2 separate regions of the Mus musculus genome follow, and region 1 is linked to region 2. A link is a loop called in an ENCODE intact Hi-C map of the cell type or tissue named here. Cell type or tissue: left cerebral cortex. All regions are shown on one strand.

Region 1 (8,000 bases), 74 kb before region 2:
CTTACACACTAGTCACAGAGCAAGGCTGATGCCACAGTTTATAAAGAGTCTCATTCTCATCTCACGCAGATCCTAACTTCCTGCTCCGGGGGTGGGTGGGTGGGAGGCCCAGGAATCACCCTGACTTCCATTCACAAAAGCATCCGGTACCCGTACTGTGCATTTCTACATCGTTATAGAGTTTAAGGTCTTATTATACACACATCTCTTTAGGAGCAAAATTAAAGGGTAGAGGGAAGGGATTATTAATCCCACCGCACAAATCAGAAACCAAGGCATTCGGAGGTGAAATTGCTCATTATTCATAATTGCCCGTTAACAGAATACAGACTCCCTGAGGAGGGGACACTTGTCTGGTCCACCTCCCTGTGGAGATGAGTAACAGTGGGCAGTTCAGGACCTGGCCTTAGTAGGTGTCGAGGAGCAAGAAATATTACCCTAAGGCAGAGAAGACAGAAGGAAAAATAAATAGGGGAGAGGAAGGAGGCTTCTGGAGGGACTGGAATCCCTGCATCCACCCAGCCACCACCGTGTGCTGAGCTGGGACTGCAGAGGCTCTCACAGTGTCAGGAGCTTAACGTACAGGAGTGAACCATTTCTGAAGGCAGCATGGGGACAGGACATGTGCCCTGCATAAATCCTGTAGGACCCAGAGGCTGGATGAAGCCTGAGGGAGCGGGGAGAGGCTGAGTCTCTACGCTGGGATCTGACTGAGTCTCATAGGACATACTAGACACAAGAAGAGGTGAATTTCGATGACTTTGATAAGGCCAGCCTAGTCTATATAATGAGACCCTTTCTCTAAATAAATAAATAAATAAATAAATAAATAAATAAATAAAACCAACACCAACAAAAAAAACCAACCGACTACAAAAGGAACAGCTAGAAACAATGGTAAAGAGAGGCCAGCCTGGCTGGCCTGGGAGAGCAGAGTGGTGAAGCACGGTGCATGGACAGGAAGCAGGGGAGTGGCTTTGGTTGCGACCTTCCAGTAACCAGCAGCTCACATTAGTTCTGATAGATTACTATGGGAGAGCAATACAGGAGGCCATGGGAATAATGATCACGGCTACATCACGCACCCACGGAAGGGAGCGGCTGAGCCCCTGAAGGTGGCCTTTGGTGTCAGGCCATCACTCCTTTCTCCACATGGGCTCTCACACACCATGGTTAGACCAGCTCAAGCAGGGCCACCTCGCCAGGCCAGGCTGGCAGCACTGGGACGGAGACCTGCACCTGTGTTCTCCACGTCAGTGACCAGCAGGCACTGAGGTCAGAATAACAAACAGAGATGATAAAGAGCCCAGGGCTCTACAATGAGGCTAGGCCAGCTGCTTGTGTTCCTCTCAATGGCCCAGTGCCCCAATACTGCTTTCTGACACACTTACCCTACAGCCTGACTTTTTAACTGGACAGGACACTGTGCCCCCAGGCTTCTCCATGCAGTTCTGTAGAATGCACAGAACCAAGAGACCAACACCAAGCTCCACCTGTCTCTTTTTCTCTCTCTTTCCTGGAAGCAGCCCCAACATCAGTCCACTCAATGCTCAACTCCAAACATACAGCCTTAGGACTGGAAAGCAGAACCTTCAAGTATAGACCTGAGAGAAGTCAACAGCTCCTCTCCAGGAAGGGCGTGGCCATCACTGATTGCACTGAGCCAAGCTGGCTTCTCAAGGCTAGGTGTCCACCCTAGCAGTTTCAGAAGTGCCATAGAAAGTGCAGTGCAGTGAGGCTGAGATTTTGGGTTGGCATTTTATCTAGCCTGTTACAATTCTGGGCGGTGGGTTTGGGGATACAGAATGCAAACATGCTCTTACTATTAAGGGGAAACAAAAGAAACCGTTTCTATGTCACTCAGATGGGAAGCAAGTAAGGTTGGGCACAATTCTTTCCAGCCCACCTTCTCAAGTTCTGTTCTGTTTGCAAAGGACACGATACAGCAAGTCCCTGCCTTCCTCTACCCTTGGTCTTGGCACCACAAAGTCCACATCTGACAGACACTCTAAGGGTGCCGAAGACTCCCAAATGACTATTAGCACAGCTCAAGTTATACAGCTGCCTGGGACTTGTGTCTGGGGAATACAGAAACTTAAGGATTTAAAATGTTCACTGTAAGCTTCTCCATCCAATCTCTTTCCTAGTGAATGGATCCCATAGTGACGCAGGTCTCAGGCATGCCAATGATTTTGTTCTACAGACAGACAAGCAAACCTGTAGGGTAGTTGAGATACATTGAACAAAGCCCACCCACAGGAGAGGCACATTTCAAGAACGATTGCACAAGGAACAGAGTGCTGGCTGAGTGGCCTCTGCATTGTCTACCCTGCAGCCCAGACTTTCTTTAGCACAGTGACACAAATACTAAGCTAACAGATCATCCAGGGCTGAAGTACCTTCCTAGCTAGGTGCCAGGATTTCTGCCTGTTTGAGGTTGTGTGGATGGATTTAGGCTGACGGATGGCGGTGATCAGGGGAGCCAGTTCAAGAAATGCCTGGTGCTGGAGCCAAACATTAACACCTGAGCTGGGCATGGCAGTTAACCATTCAGATCACCCTCCCATAAGTAAATTAAACCTCCCTACAACAAACACACAGCCGCTGGGTCTGCCACTGCACTGGGCAGATAATTCACAACCAACTTGGGTATGCAAATCAAGTGCTCCTCCGCTGGGGCTGTTAAAGAGATATTGAGTCTGGGTGCACATGCCACCCCACTTACCAAGTTTCAGAAGGAGAATCTCTACATATGCTTCCTGTACATGGAACAGGACAGGAGTTTTAAAGTCTTAAAGCCTTCCAGAGAATCTCTACATATGCTGGAATTCACACGGAACAGGACAGGAGTTAAGTTTTAAAGCCTTCCACAGGGAGGTGAAAGTGACTGCCTTCTGCCCTGTGTGGCCCCTGCTGGGCATGGGTAGCAGGTTTCACCTTCAGATTCCAGAGGGAAAAAGCTGAGACATATATCACGTGACTACTGCAGCCCTTCAGTGGGTGAGTCCAGCATCCTTCCCTGGCGCAAGGCCTTTCCTTTAGTCTGTTCATTTTCAGCAAAAGTGTTTTTTCCTGAGTGCCAGGCTGCCCCGGATGAATAATATTTCTTCCTCTGAACCCCAAGAGGTAAGAGGTAAGAGGTATGACTATATCCACATTCCACATTGGAAGCTTAGGGCAGAGAGGCCCACACTCTGGCTCCAAGCCTGTGTTCCCTTTCATAGTGTAAAAGAGCATCATCTTAGTAGCATGGACCACTCCAGCATTAGCCACTGTCTTTAAGTTATATGGGAATTAGTGTAAACCAGGAACATTAAACATAGGGATTCTTGGCCTGCCTTTCTCCCAGTAAAGAAGATATTTAGAAATGAGAGGAGGGCCGGGATGTAGCCTGGCTGGAGAGTGGGTACCTCCCACCTCATGCTCCCGACACCCTTGGGTTTGCATCTCAGCCATCTCATCATGGTGGTATACACCTGCAACCCTACTGCTTGAGGGGTGGAGGCAGGGGACCAGAAACTGAGGACAATCCTTGGTTAGCTACAGAGTAGTTTAATACTAGGCTGGCACACATGGGACCGTGTGAAAGCATGGTGGGTGAGGGAGGAGAGACTAGAGCTAGATCAGAAGATTCCATATTCAGTTTGGGAGACAGAGTGAGAAGACACCCTGCTAGGCTTTGTTTTGCTCACTCTGTACACGAGGGCTGGGATAAAATCTTAGATGGTAATTGAGTGAATGGTGCACTGTAAGTGGAACAGATTGCAGTTCCCAGCAGCATAAGCCTGTCGGAGGGTTGCTAAAATAAACAGATTCATCGCCAAAGATACCAGAGAGGGGAATGTGGAACGTCAAGGTGCTATTACTGCAGGCTGGTGTGTTCTCTCTTTCAGCTGCATCTCCACTGTAAATGTTAATCTGGCTTTGGAAGCACAACCAAACCACCAGTTTCCCTTGCCTCTCTCTGGCACAAGCCCTTGGAGGGCTCTGATGGCATTTCTCATCTGCCCTGACAGGTAGTGAGCTAGCTGTCTCAGGCTGAGGGAAGGGGACCATCATAAAGAGGTGGCTGTGAACCCTTTACATGCAGCCCCAACTGGAAGTGGTAAATGGAGACAAGAGATGCAAATGTCCCCAAATAAAGCCCTTCCTCCAAATGCCTCTAAAATAGGGTGCAGATCTTAGAAGCCTGTCTTCTCAGCTGGGAAGCGGGAGGCTAGGAATCTGGGGTTCGGTGTGTGTGCATAAAAATCCACGGCTGGCTCTTAGGCCAGGGCCTGGTCATAAGGAGGAGGCTGATTACACAAGCACACTTGCATGTGCCAGGTTCCCACAAATGGCCTTGTCCCTCCTAGAACAAAGGGCACTTTCCACTCTGTGTGGCAAAGCTGGTACTTAACCTGGCTATACAGGGTTCCTTGGTTCTGTTGTGCCTCCTTTCCCCTAAAAAACAAACAAACAAAACCCCAAACACCCAACTGTTCATTTTTGCCAACAGGGAACAAGTATTGAGAGGCAGAGTTCCCACCATAGCAGGTATTATCAGAAAATGATGGTTCTATGGGGAGAAAGTACACGCAAACTCTACCAGTGAGGACTCCACTGGATTGGAGGACGGACGGACAAGCACGCAGGCCAGAGCCACTTGTGACAATAATTCTGACGAACAGCCTCTTAAGCCAGGGACTATCTGTGCTTAGGTTCCACTGCGCAAGATCAGTGCTCTTATACTCACTTTCGCCAGTAAGCAAAGCAGGGAGTTCAAGGGAGGCAGAGCCAGAACAGTGGCCAAGTCTCTCATCTGCATCCCGAGGCTGTGGTGCAGATGTGCTTAGTACCACGGCGAGGCTCTGGGCATCCTCAGGGATGGGTTTCTAAGAACTGAGGGAGACTACTACTGCAGCTGCTCTGTATGACAGGCACCACACACACACACACACACACACACACACACACACACACACACACACCTAATATCTGTCTACACACCCGAGCCCTGAAGGCTACTGAAGGGGCGGGCAGCCAGCTGCAGCAGAGGAGGGTGCGGAAGAGATGCTGCAGACATAACGGGCAAGTGTCCAGTGGGTGTTTCAGCCTTGGGTCTGAGATTCTTCTGCCTCGGTCTCCCAAGAGCTGAGATTATGGCTGTGCACTACCACACCTGGCTCTTGCAGATTTGAGAAAGTGAATCCAGAAGCAACAAGTGGCTTCTTCATGTAGTGATGGGCAAGGGATGTGGCAGGGCCTGGTTTAGGTTCACCTACAAGCGGATGGTATCACAACAACACTGGATTGACTGTGTGTGTGTGTGAGTGTGTGTGTGAGTGTTGGGAATGGTCTAAGCAAGTATGCACGTAGATACTCTCTGGGTAGGGTGAGGAAGACCCACAGGGCACACTCCTAGAGTAAGGAGCCTAGTTAGGTGGCTGCTGTGTGAAAGCAAAGGAAGTGATGAAGCCCGTGGCAGTGAGAAGGGCTGGGAGCCAATGCCGGTAGAGCTTGTCTGGTGGATGTGAGGCAGCAGATGGCTTCCAGGGTCTGACTGGTTACACTGGTGAATGGTCCTAGGGTGTTCCCACTCTGCGGACCCCATGGTTTGGGTTTGACTTAATGAGCCAGAGGAGCCTATAAGTGACATCCAGGTACACCGGACTGTGAGCCTACAGAGGTATGGGAGGGGGCACAGCCCTAACCCTTGCAAACCCGACAACAAGCCTGGGAGGTGGCGGAGAGGTGAGATGTTAGCTTCACTGAGTGAGCACTCAGTTTCAGAAAGGAAAAGCACTGTGCTCAGGGCCACGATGCTGTAAGGCAAGTGCAGGGGTGTGGATCCAGAACTCAGACCTACTGACTTCTTTTCCAGTAACTGATTGGAAATGACTGTCAGAGAAGCAGGAGGCACCAAAGGGGCCATGGCTGAAACAGTGGGTGTCCAAAGAGGGCAGTAGGAGACAGGAAAAGACACCCTCCCCACTAGCTTCTACTGGCAAACTCCCTGGCTGAGAAAGTCTGTGAGGTACTGGCTTAAAGATGGGCTGAGAGGAACTCTCAGCAGGATGCACTCTCTCTTTTTTAAAGCTTGCTTTGGAAGCTTCCAGCATAGTTAGTAGAACAGCAGAAACCAGATCTCCACCTGGCGCTCAGGGTCACGCACCCCACATGCTCATTCCACCCTTCACCCCCGTTCACCCATATCTTCAAGTGAGTTCTGGATGCTGAAGAAACAGCCAGTCTGCTTAAGATATCAAGTCCTGTGGATACTGTTTCATTACAGAGTCCATCTTTTTCTTTGCAGGATAAAGCCTAGAATGACTTAACTGTGGCAAAATTAGCATGCAATTTGTAAGTCATTACGGTGAGAAGTATGTGGTGAGAACACTTTATTGAATAAACCTGCTGAGTATAATTTTCCCAGGAACTAAGAAAGAAAAGCCTCTCTCTAAGGCTCTCCTCCCTCTTTCAGAAATCCCTGCCAGCACCTATCTAATTACGTCTTGCTTCTGAAGGCAGCTTCTGTACGCTGAACCCACAGGGATCCTGGTCTTTTCTGGGCTTCAGCCTGTTTGGGGAGCCCAGTGAAATCTGCTGAGACAAGCGCCCTGGATATTTACTGATCACGAGGGCTGCTGCTTGCTGGAAGAGTTGGAAACATTACACGGCCTTTAAAAGTTCAAATCTTGTTAACCAGGAGCCCCTGGGGTATGTCCAACTTCACTCTGGATCTCAAGGACACTGAGTACAGCCGGAACACACTGGGCACCAACCAGCCCAAGGCATGGACGGCGCTCTCTTCCAGTTATGTACTGCTGTAGTAATATACTATGAACTGAAAATGCTAAAATAATCTAGTGCTGGAGGAGTCCCATGCATGCTTCTAAGCATGTTTGTTTCCTTAGTGCAGACAGCTGCAGGACTGGGGATGTTGCTCCACAGGAGAGCATTTGCCCTGCATGTGTAAGGCCCTGGCTTCTATTCCTAACACTGCAAGCAACAAGACAAGACCCATCACCAACCAAACACTATGCTACTGCTGCAGTCACATTAGAATCTACTTGTGTGTACTTTCAAGTATTTTCAGTGAGAGGGGTTGTGTGGGGTTTTGTTGTTTTGTAAACTAAGCACTACCAGCAAAAATGAAAGTTCTGGAACAACGTGGAGGTAGGCAGATCCCTCCATCCTTAACACCCAGGGGGCAGACAACGAACTCCCTCAAGGAGCAGTGGTCCTTTCCTCAGGCTCAGGGTGAAAATCTTAAGAGGAGACCATGCTGGGGTGGTGATGGTGCACACCTTTAGTCCCAGTACTGGGGAGGCAGAGACAGGTGGATCTCTGAGTTTGAGGCCAGCCTGGCCTACAGAGTGAGTTCCAGGACAGTCAGGGCTACACAAAAAGAAACCCTGCCTCAGAAAAACCAAAACCAACCAACCACCACCACCAACAAAATGACAGGCACAGAGGAAGCAAACAAGCACACTGCCTACCAGCTATGAAGGGACGGGTTTTATGACTATTTCTCTGAGGTGGGCACATATTTAATGAGATCTGACCTTGTAGGAGGCACTAGCTCTAATACCCAAGGCAGGAAGACAGGGCTGGAGGTGTAGGGAAGGCAGAGAACCAACTGGGAGTTAACAGGGACCTCCCAGAGAAAAGGAAACAAAGGCTCTCTGCCTGTTCCTGGTGCTGGGTCAGGCGTTACTTGTTATACCACTACCTACCCAGTTTCTCCAAGCACAAAAATTCAAACACCTTAAAAACAAATGGGGAAAAATAGTCCGGGCCAGTGAGGCTATGTGTCCTGAGCAGAGAGTCAGGGAAAGGCCACCTCCCTGGTCCCCCCTCCTCTCCCAGGGTCTGGCAGTAGACTGAAAAACCCCATCCCTACTTGGTGTGCATGTGGAAGAGTCACAGAGTCACTGGGGTGGCTTGAGCTGCCCTCTGGGTCCCTGGCTCTCCCCAGCAGCACACACCACACTCAGGTTTCTAATTGGCACTTGGGC
Region 2 (8,000 bases):
CCACACTTCCTGCCATGGTTCACAGGGTCTTCCAAACTCTGGACAGACTCACTCCCTGATCTCACTGCCCCAACCCCACCTCCCGCCCTCATTTTCCAGAAGCACAGCCTCGCTTGACTTAGCCAAAGACAGCCACGGACTCCTCCACAGGCCAAGGGCCCCAGTCAGCTCCCCTGCAACACTCAAGGCCCTTGCTCTCAGTCTCTAGGATGTTCTTACTGACACTAATCATAGCTCTTGTCACTGGCACTCCTTCCTCTGTCCTGGGCTTTCCCATGAGAGCACCCTTGTATTAGTCATGCCTGACTCCTCCTGATCTGCCCTAGCTCCCAGTACTGTGTCTGAGAAACACCAGGCACCCAAGGAGTGGGAAGGAGGAGGCATGAATCTGAGTGTGGTAGGTGCCTGAGCAGAGACCAGGCAGATTTGCCAGAGCTGCGCTTTCCTACCACACCAGGGCCTTTTTATGAACAGCCAGCTAAGACTTTTGATAAGCTTTCCATGTTGCAAAATCCAGCATTAGGCTGACAGATGGCAATGCCAACTTCTGCCTCTGCACTAGAGCCAGCTCCCAACCGCAGGCTGTCGTGTTCCCCTCTCATACTCCCTGGGTGCCCATCTTCCCTCTTCTTTACAATAATCCACACTGAAGAGTCTAGCACTACAAGGGAGATCTGCAGTAAGCACAGAGGAGCCGGGAGGGAAACTAATCTCATAGAAACTCCTGTTTCAGCTCGGCCCCCTTCATTGCTGGAGCTCAGCTTGCAAAGATGCCACCGCTGGTTTAACACAATAGCAGCCAGGGAGGAAGCGGCCTGCCCAAAGGCATGACTTTAAATATGGCAACTGTGCGAAGGGAGAAGCTGGAGAGATTTGAGGGAGAAGGAAAGGACTGTAGAAGAATGCACTGAAATGAATGGGACTCGGGCAGCAGAGTCGCTGGAAGTATTTTAACTCACTTAGCCAAGCCGTCTGTACCAAAGACAAGGAAACACTGGCTCTTTCAATGCAAATACCTTTTTGTAATGTCCACAGATGTGCAAACACCTGCAGCTCCACTGAAGGAAGTGGGTGAGGGAAGCTGACACGAGATCACCCACAAATTTAAAACTTTGCTTCCTAGGGCAGAAAGGGCCCCACAAGGATTTCATCTTAACTTTTGGAGGCAAAGGCTGCTAAGGAGAGGTGTTCATATTGCTCTTGCAAAGATCTGGGTTTGCTTTCCAGCACCTATATCAGAGGGTCTACCACTTTTAACTCTAGCACAGGAAATCCAACAAGGATCTCCTGGCCTCCACAATGATGTGCAAACACTCCCCAACATACATATATACATAATTAGAAACAGTAAAATCTTAAAATAAAATTTAGGAGCCAGCATATTTTATATTTTCTCTTGGATGGGTACCTACTTAGTGGATTTCAGCTTTTATTGCCTATATACCAAATCAAAGCTGTAGTTACATGAAATGCACACATGGGTCTTCATTTTTAAAAGGCAGCTTTGGAGTATAGGGGAAAAAAAAAAACCAAAACCCATTTGGTTGTTAATTGGTGCCAGCCCCTCACCTAGGGTGTTGTGGACGCCATCAGCCTCCTCCCTCACAGACTCATCCAGGCGCTCCAGATTCTGCACCAACAATGCGGCCACCTGCCCGTCCACCTGCGGGAATAGGAAGCAAAGGAAGAGAAGAACACATCACAGGTCAATCCCCAAATGTCCCCATTCCCCTAGTCACAGCTCTCCATTCAAATGAGCAAACTGAGTGCAGAACTGGCAGCCTGCAGTGCTCTCTCAACCCATGGCCTCTTCAAGGCACTCCGAGGCAAGGAAGGGGTCTTAATGGCTTCCTAACCCCAAGTTAGTCCTGACCCCGGCTGGGCAAGCCAGAGATGAGTGGCACAAAGGAAAAGGCAGGGTTACAAAGCTGGTGAATGCAAGGTTCTCATGGTCATCATCCCACCTCTCCTTCCCCAAGCTCTGCCTCAGCAGTACCTACACATGATGGAAAAACAGGGCATGAGGCATTGGGTAAAACATACTTCCAGCTCTTACTTGAGTCACCTTTTGAGGTCGGTAGGAAACCCACAGTAGCTACAGAATACACACATCTGCCAAGGAGCGATACCAAAGTCAGGATTCCTTCTAGAATCTTGAAGAGAGCCTTTCCTCCTTTACACTGCCATCTGTACAACAGGTTCTGGGGGACTGCCTGTGGGCAACCCCAGGGCATGCAGGGAAGGAAGGAGGGAAGGCAGCCCTGGTTTTCTCTCCTGGAGAAGAGACTCTTTAGCTAAGACAGCTGTGATCAGGCATCTAGGAAGACTGGAGAGCTGGGTACAGCCTCCCTTCCCCTTCCCACTGCCTTGCTTGCCTTACACAGGAAGTGAGGATAAAGAAGAATCCTACAGCAATCGCAGGAAAATGGGGGGAGGGGGCACTACTTTTGGCTAAAGGAACAACTCAAAATGCCCACAATCAAGTTTGCATCGAGTTTTGTTCTCACTCCATGCCATTTACCTCGCTGGGGAAGAAAAAGCCAAGTTCTTTGCTAGCAAGCCCCTTACTTCACGGACCCTGGCTCACTTTAAGATCTTGAACAACTCTGCCCAAACAGATACCTGAGAAACTAACCTTACCAAATAAACTTATGCAGTCACTGTGTGCTCTCAGTCAGTGTTGCATCTACCCTGGCATAAAGCTCACAGCTCTCACTCACAGAGCACACAACAAAGGCTCAGGGAGGTTAGGCAGCCTGGCCAGAGCCATAGAGCTGGGACAGCAGTGAGCAGAGAACAGAAAGACAGACAGGAGGAGGAAGAGCCCAGTGAGCTGCACTCTACAGACCTGGTTGGACAGAGCCTAAGGATGACAGGGAGGAGAAGACAAATACAGCCCCTGCTCTTTCTGGGACTTTCTGAGACTCAGGGGCAACATCTGGACATGAAGAAAATCTGAAATTTGTGGCCTGTCTGCACACCCAGTTGCTAGTCAGTGACGCTTTCTGAGCTCTCCCTTATGCCTTGGGGAAGGAATGGGGACGGAGCCACTGGAGAGGAGCTGGTGCCAGAGCTGGAAGGGCTGCAGCAGAAAATGAGCTGCTCTCCCTCTTCTCCCAGGGATACACAATCGTGCTCTCAAGTCTCACAGCCAGTAAGAACATTAAAGTGTTTCCCTTAATAAACTGAATCATTTATGCATGGCAAAGAAAGCAGAAAACATCTGGGGGCACAGAGCATCCACAACTTAGTTTTTTCTAAACCACCCTAACTAACTCCCCTATCTCCCCCAATTCAGAAGTGGCAAACGTCACAGCTCTGCTTGGCAGCAATGGCTTGTCACTGCTACAAACAAGACGGCATGGCCGGCTTCTGCTGCGATGGATGGCAGCATTATTTATTTGCATTATTTGTCTCTTTCCCTGATTCTTAGTTATGTTTGCCATCTCTGCTGTCTAGAAACTGGCAGGACAGTGGCGGTGAGCAGCACTTAGATCCTAGAGCCAAGTGGATATGGTTGGTGGGTGTCTGGCTGGAGGAAAGTCTTTTTTCTTGTTACAGAAATCTAACTTCCAACAGGCAGACTTTTTAAGCTTGCAAAGTGTGAAACTCAATGTTTAGTTGGGTTAGATACAATTTTATCTGATTGCAGGAGGGCCGAGAGCAGTCAAAATACATTTAGCTCAGAAAACCCTTAGGAAAGTATTTGTATTATGCATGGCTCTGGAGTCGGCTGGTAAGGAGTGCAAATTAGCATTCTGCCTACTTCCTCCAGCCTCCAGCCTACCTTCAATTTTCTGGATCTGTGACCAAGTCTGAAACTAAAAACAAATCCTGCGTGGGGATTAAAGCACCAGCCAGAGCAGCCCTGGCCTTGGAAATGAGGTCTCTCTGAGGCCTGGCAGTTTCTGATAAGTCTCTGGTTATTTCTGCTTGTTAGCAGGTCCCCAAACAGCAGGTCTCACTATGAGGAGGTTTGAGGGCATGATCAGACATCTTTTTCCACTTGACCAAAGAAGAAGGATATAAGAGAAAAGGAGGAAAGAGGGAAACAGGCAGATGAGAGGGTCTGAAGAGGATTCCTTTTCTACCTGGCCCACTCCATGACACTCAAGAGCTAGATTGGAGTTCTTCCACCCACAACGCGTTTCAGAAATGTCATGTTTAAAAAAATAATAAAATAACCCCCAAACATGTGGAAGGGATCTTGATCAAATAAGTTTTGAAAGTCATAATACTAAAAGCAAGCCTACAGTCACCTCTTGAGATATGTGCCTCCATTCCTGCCCTCCCACTCCCCACCCACAGCTGCCTGTCGGTTGTTCTAAACATCTAGACAGACACTTGCCAATCCCATGCCTAATGTCTGCCCATGCAGACGATTTCACAGAGGCCTATAGGACGCAGAACCACTCCCCACACCAAGTGGCTCCTCTCATTCTCCCTGGTGCCAAGCTCATTCTCACCTTGGTCTCTTCCCTGTCCTACCCTGCTCTTGGCCATTTTGAATGGCTGGCTTCTTCTTGTACCCAGAACTCAGGCCTGTACTGGTTGATTTTGTGTCAACTTGACACAAGCTGGAGTTATCACAGAAAAAGGAGCTTCAGGTGAGGAAATGCCTCCATGAGATCCAGGTATGGCATTTTCTCAATTAGTGATCAAGGGGGGAGGGTCCCATTGTGGGTGGTTCAATCCCTGGGCTGGTAGTCTTGGGTTCTAAAAGAAAGCAAGCTGAGCAAGCCAGGGGAAGCAAGCCAGTAAGGAACATCCCTCCATGGCCTCTGCATCAGCTCCTGCTTCCTGACCTGCTTGAGTTCCAGTTCTGACTTCCTTTGGTGATGAACAGCAATGTGGAAAATGTGAGCTGAATAAACCCTTTCCTCCCCAACTTGCTTCTTGATCATGATGTTCATGCAGGAATAGAAACCCTGACTAAGACAAGGCCTTTTTAGAGAACCAGGTCTAACCAGACCCCCACACACTCAGCCATTCCATTTTCATCCTCTGCATGACCATCTTGTTTCACCCCCTGAGAGCAGAGACCCTATCAGCCATACTGAGAGCTACAAGCAGCCAGTTTCTAGGACCAAGAGGAAGTCAGCACGCAGTGAGCATCAAGCGAATGAAGACCTGGTGAGTTCTGCTTTGCGACAGAGATAAAGGAGAGAACACGAATGGAAGCAAGAAGGCCAGGAAGCAGAGGCTGACACGGTGACAAGCGTCAGGAGACCCTCAGCGTGGCTGCACCTGAGCAGCACAAAGCAAGCAGCACATCAGACCAAGGCAGACCATGGCCTGCGCTCAGGACTGGGCATCTGAGAAGGGCTGCCTGAGGGCAAGGATGGGTGTGGAAGGGTCCCCAGGTTCTCTACAGCAAGGTACACTTGCTCCAGTCTACAGAAGATGCGGGGCTCAGGCAGCTTCACGCCTCAGCGGCTCTTTACCCTGCTCTGTATGACTCCTCCGCACAATCTGAAATTCTGTTGGCTTGGCCCCAGATCTGACCAGCCCTACTCTTCATCCCACAGAGCCTGCCTTCTCAACCTCCTGGCCTCCTGTATCCTCATTGCTGTTTTCTTTAAACAAAGCCTCCATCTTTGGATGTCTTATTTAGACCCAAGTCATCCAAATATTTAAAAATAATTACTGAAAATGCTTTCTGAAACATTTTCAAACTGAAAACTGTTCAACAAACATCCACAAACATGTCACCATGTGGTAGATGACACTTCTCACCATCACCTGACATTTACAAACTGCTGGATCTCCACCAGTTCTGGAAAACAGCCAGCAAGTAGTGGGTGCCCTAAAGATCTCTAAATACGTACTGATGCCTCACAGGTGCACTGTGTGACAAACATGTGAAACACAACACGGAAGGGAAAGTAACCTTCACAGGGCACACAGTGAGTGGCAGAGCTGCAGGCCTGACCAGTCCCCCAGTGGGACCACAACTTGGGAAAGACAAACTGGCCCACAGAAGCTATAATGCAATGTGTCAAGTTCCCAGGTCTCTGCTGGGGAGATGATATGGAAAAGCTTCAAAGACTGAGCTGAGGCTGGGGGAGGCTTGACAGGAAGATATAAGGGTCCCAGAAAGCTCAGGGAGGCACTCACTGCAGGCCATCCACTGTCTGGTCACTGCACTCAGGAGCCACATGGCTGTGGAGGGGTGAGCCAGGGAGTTCTCACCAGCGCAATAAACCTCACATCTATGATCTCCAGAGAAGTCCATCTTCCAGGCTCCTAAATTGATTTGTTCCAAAGCACAAATACTCCCTTTGTGTATACAGAACAGCAATGAATGTGATCCAAAATTTAAAACCCCAAAGATTCCCAAGACTGCCAGGACAGCACTTTGCTCACAAATGTGCTACTCTATTGCTGGGACTTCCAACTGGGAAAAAGACCAAGGCAATAACTGCAAACTGTACGCCATAATAAATCCTGCCACATGCCCTCTAGCCTCTGCTCCAGCGAGTCCAGGCTTCCAATATTGGCCCCAAATTAAAACTATGAAGACAACTCAACCCTTGTAATATGAGAATACTTATCAAACTTCTTCCTCAATGTGGCACGAGGGCGAGATAAACAGAAGCCTCCTCTCCAGCTCTGCCCACTGATATTTACCGACGACTTCTGAGTGGTAGCAGACAAGCAAATAACATACTGGACTCCAGAATGCAGTGTCTGTGATTCACAAAAGCCCCACCAGGATAAAGCCGTAAGAGCCAAAATCTTAAAATAATATAATCATAAAAAACCCCAAACAAACAGGAAATCCTGCACAGCAGCTACCTAATGGCTCCCAAGACTGAGGAGGAACTGCTCCCTTCCAGACAGACAATAAAATCTGCAAGATGCAGCCTTTGTTGGTGGGCTTGGCAACACGGAGACACAAAGGGGGCTTTGTGCGAGCTGCTGCTTCTATGTAGGTTCACAGCAGCCGCCTGGCTGGCTGTTCCCCTCTCATCTTCTCCATTCACACAGGCAAAGGACGGTAATTAAAACCAGCCCAGGGACTAGGCAGGAAGGCGCACACAGGGCCCACCGTAATTAACCTCTGGAAGGTAAGACTGCACAAATGACACTGTGGAGAGACAGTGCAGGAGGGGGTGCCACAGCCTTGCGACAAATGCTCCTCAAAACAAAGGCTGCCCTGGCAGAATCCTTCCCTGTCTGTACAGTGGTTCTAAGGAAAAATAAAGGTCTCAAAGCCCATGAAAGTGGCAGCTCACTCTAGGAAGGAGCCTGAAAGGAAACCAGCTATAGAAATTTCACACTAGCATCACGGGTCCTGCTGGACTTCAGCCGGGCTCAGAGACAGTCCTTCATCTCCAAAGGGTTCCCAACCCCTCCACTTATACCACATCAGCAGTGAGCTCAGTGTGGGGAAGATCTGGTGCTGAGAACCTTAGTGGCAGGCCGTACTGCAGAGGCGTCTCCCAGGCACTGGAGTTCCCAGTCCAGTTACCTTGATTCCCTAGGTCTGTGGGTGGGACCAGAAGGCAGCTTAATGAGCCTATCATGAATGGCTGCAGTGGCTTCTGAGAAATTACAGACTTCTCAGAAAGCAACACTTGCCACCATTCTTATCAGAGAGAAGAGGCAGAAGAGGGCAAAAGGAAAGGGAAGCCCAGAGTCCCTAGCAGTGAGCAGAATGAACTGCCATCAAAATTAGGGGAAGAGGCTAGACCAAATCTGCCTCCCCCACTGGCTAGCTGTAGTGCCTCTTCAGACTGGAGGCCTCCCTCATCAGGTAGGGATCAGAGCATGCAAGCAAGTTTTTGCTTCAGTGGACACAGGCCAGGCTGAGGGGCCCAGCAGGAGGAGTCCATGTGTCTCTGGGCTTTCTCATATGTCAAGCTGGGACCTGGTGAACAGGGGTTGCCTTGGTGCACCCTGGGTAACCGCTGAGGAAGTGAGTGATGTCTGAGGCTTGGCCTTGGCTTCACACATATGGCGATGCAAATCTTTAATTCAAACACAGAGAAAGCAAA

The links. Hi-C counts contacts between places; a loop is a spot of excess contacts. Peaks named below come from ENCODE experiments on the same cell type or tissue, not always from the same donor. Only the 100,000 strongest peaks of a DNase experiment are listed, where the experiment ranks them.
Region 1: a loop joins it to region 2, with 6 times the contacts of the local background. A loop is called at or near these places in 5 of 42 quality-filtered maps.

Annotation. Positions count from the first base shown.
Region 1 is chr2:157,873,908-157,881,907 of GRCm38, reverse strand. All of the region lies in intron 13 of Ctnnbl1 (catenin, beta like 1), which reads right to left. Among named protein-coding and RNA genes, the nearest start is that of Vstm2l, 37 kb to the left of the region's middle. In left cerebral cortex, no CTCF peak of the experiment used is centred here; DNase peaks (open chromatin) are centred at 3,750, 6,069, 6,546 and 7,982.
Region 2 is chr2:157,800,338-157,808,337 of GRCm38, reverse strand. Ctnnbl1 (catenin, beta like 1) reads right to left here. Exons shown (of 16, transcript NM_025680.4): 6 at 1,570-1,663. Among named protein-coding and RNA genes, the nearest start is that of Ctnnbl1, 67 kb to the right of the region's middle. In left cerebral cortex, a CTCF peak has its summit at 6,761; DNase peaks (open chromatin) are centred at 3,098, 3,669, 5,431, 6,866 and 1 more place; H3K27ac peaks cover 4,983 bases.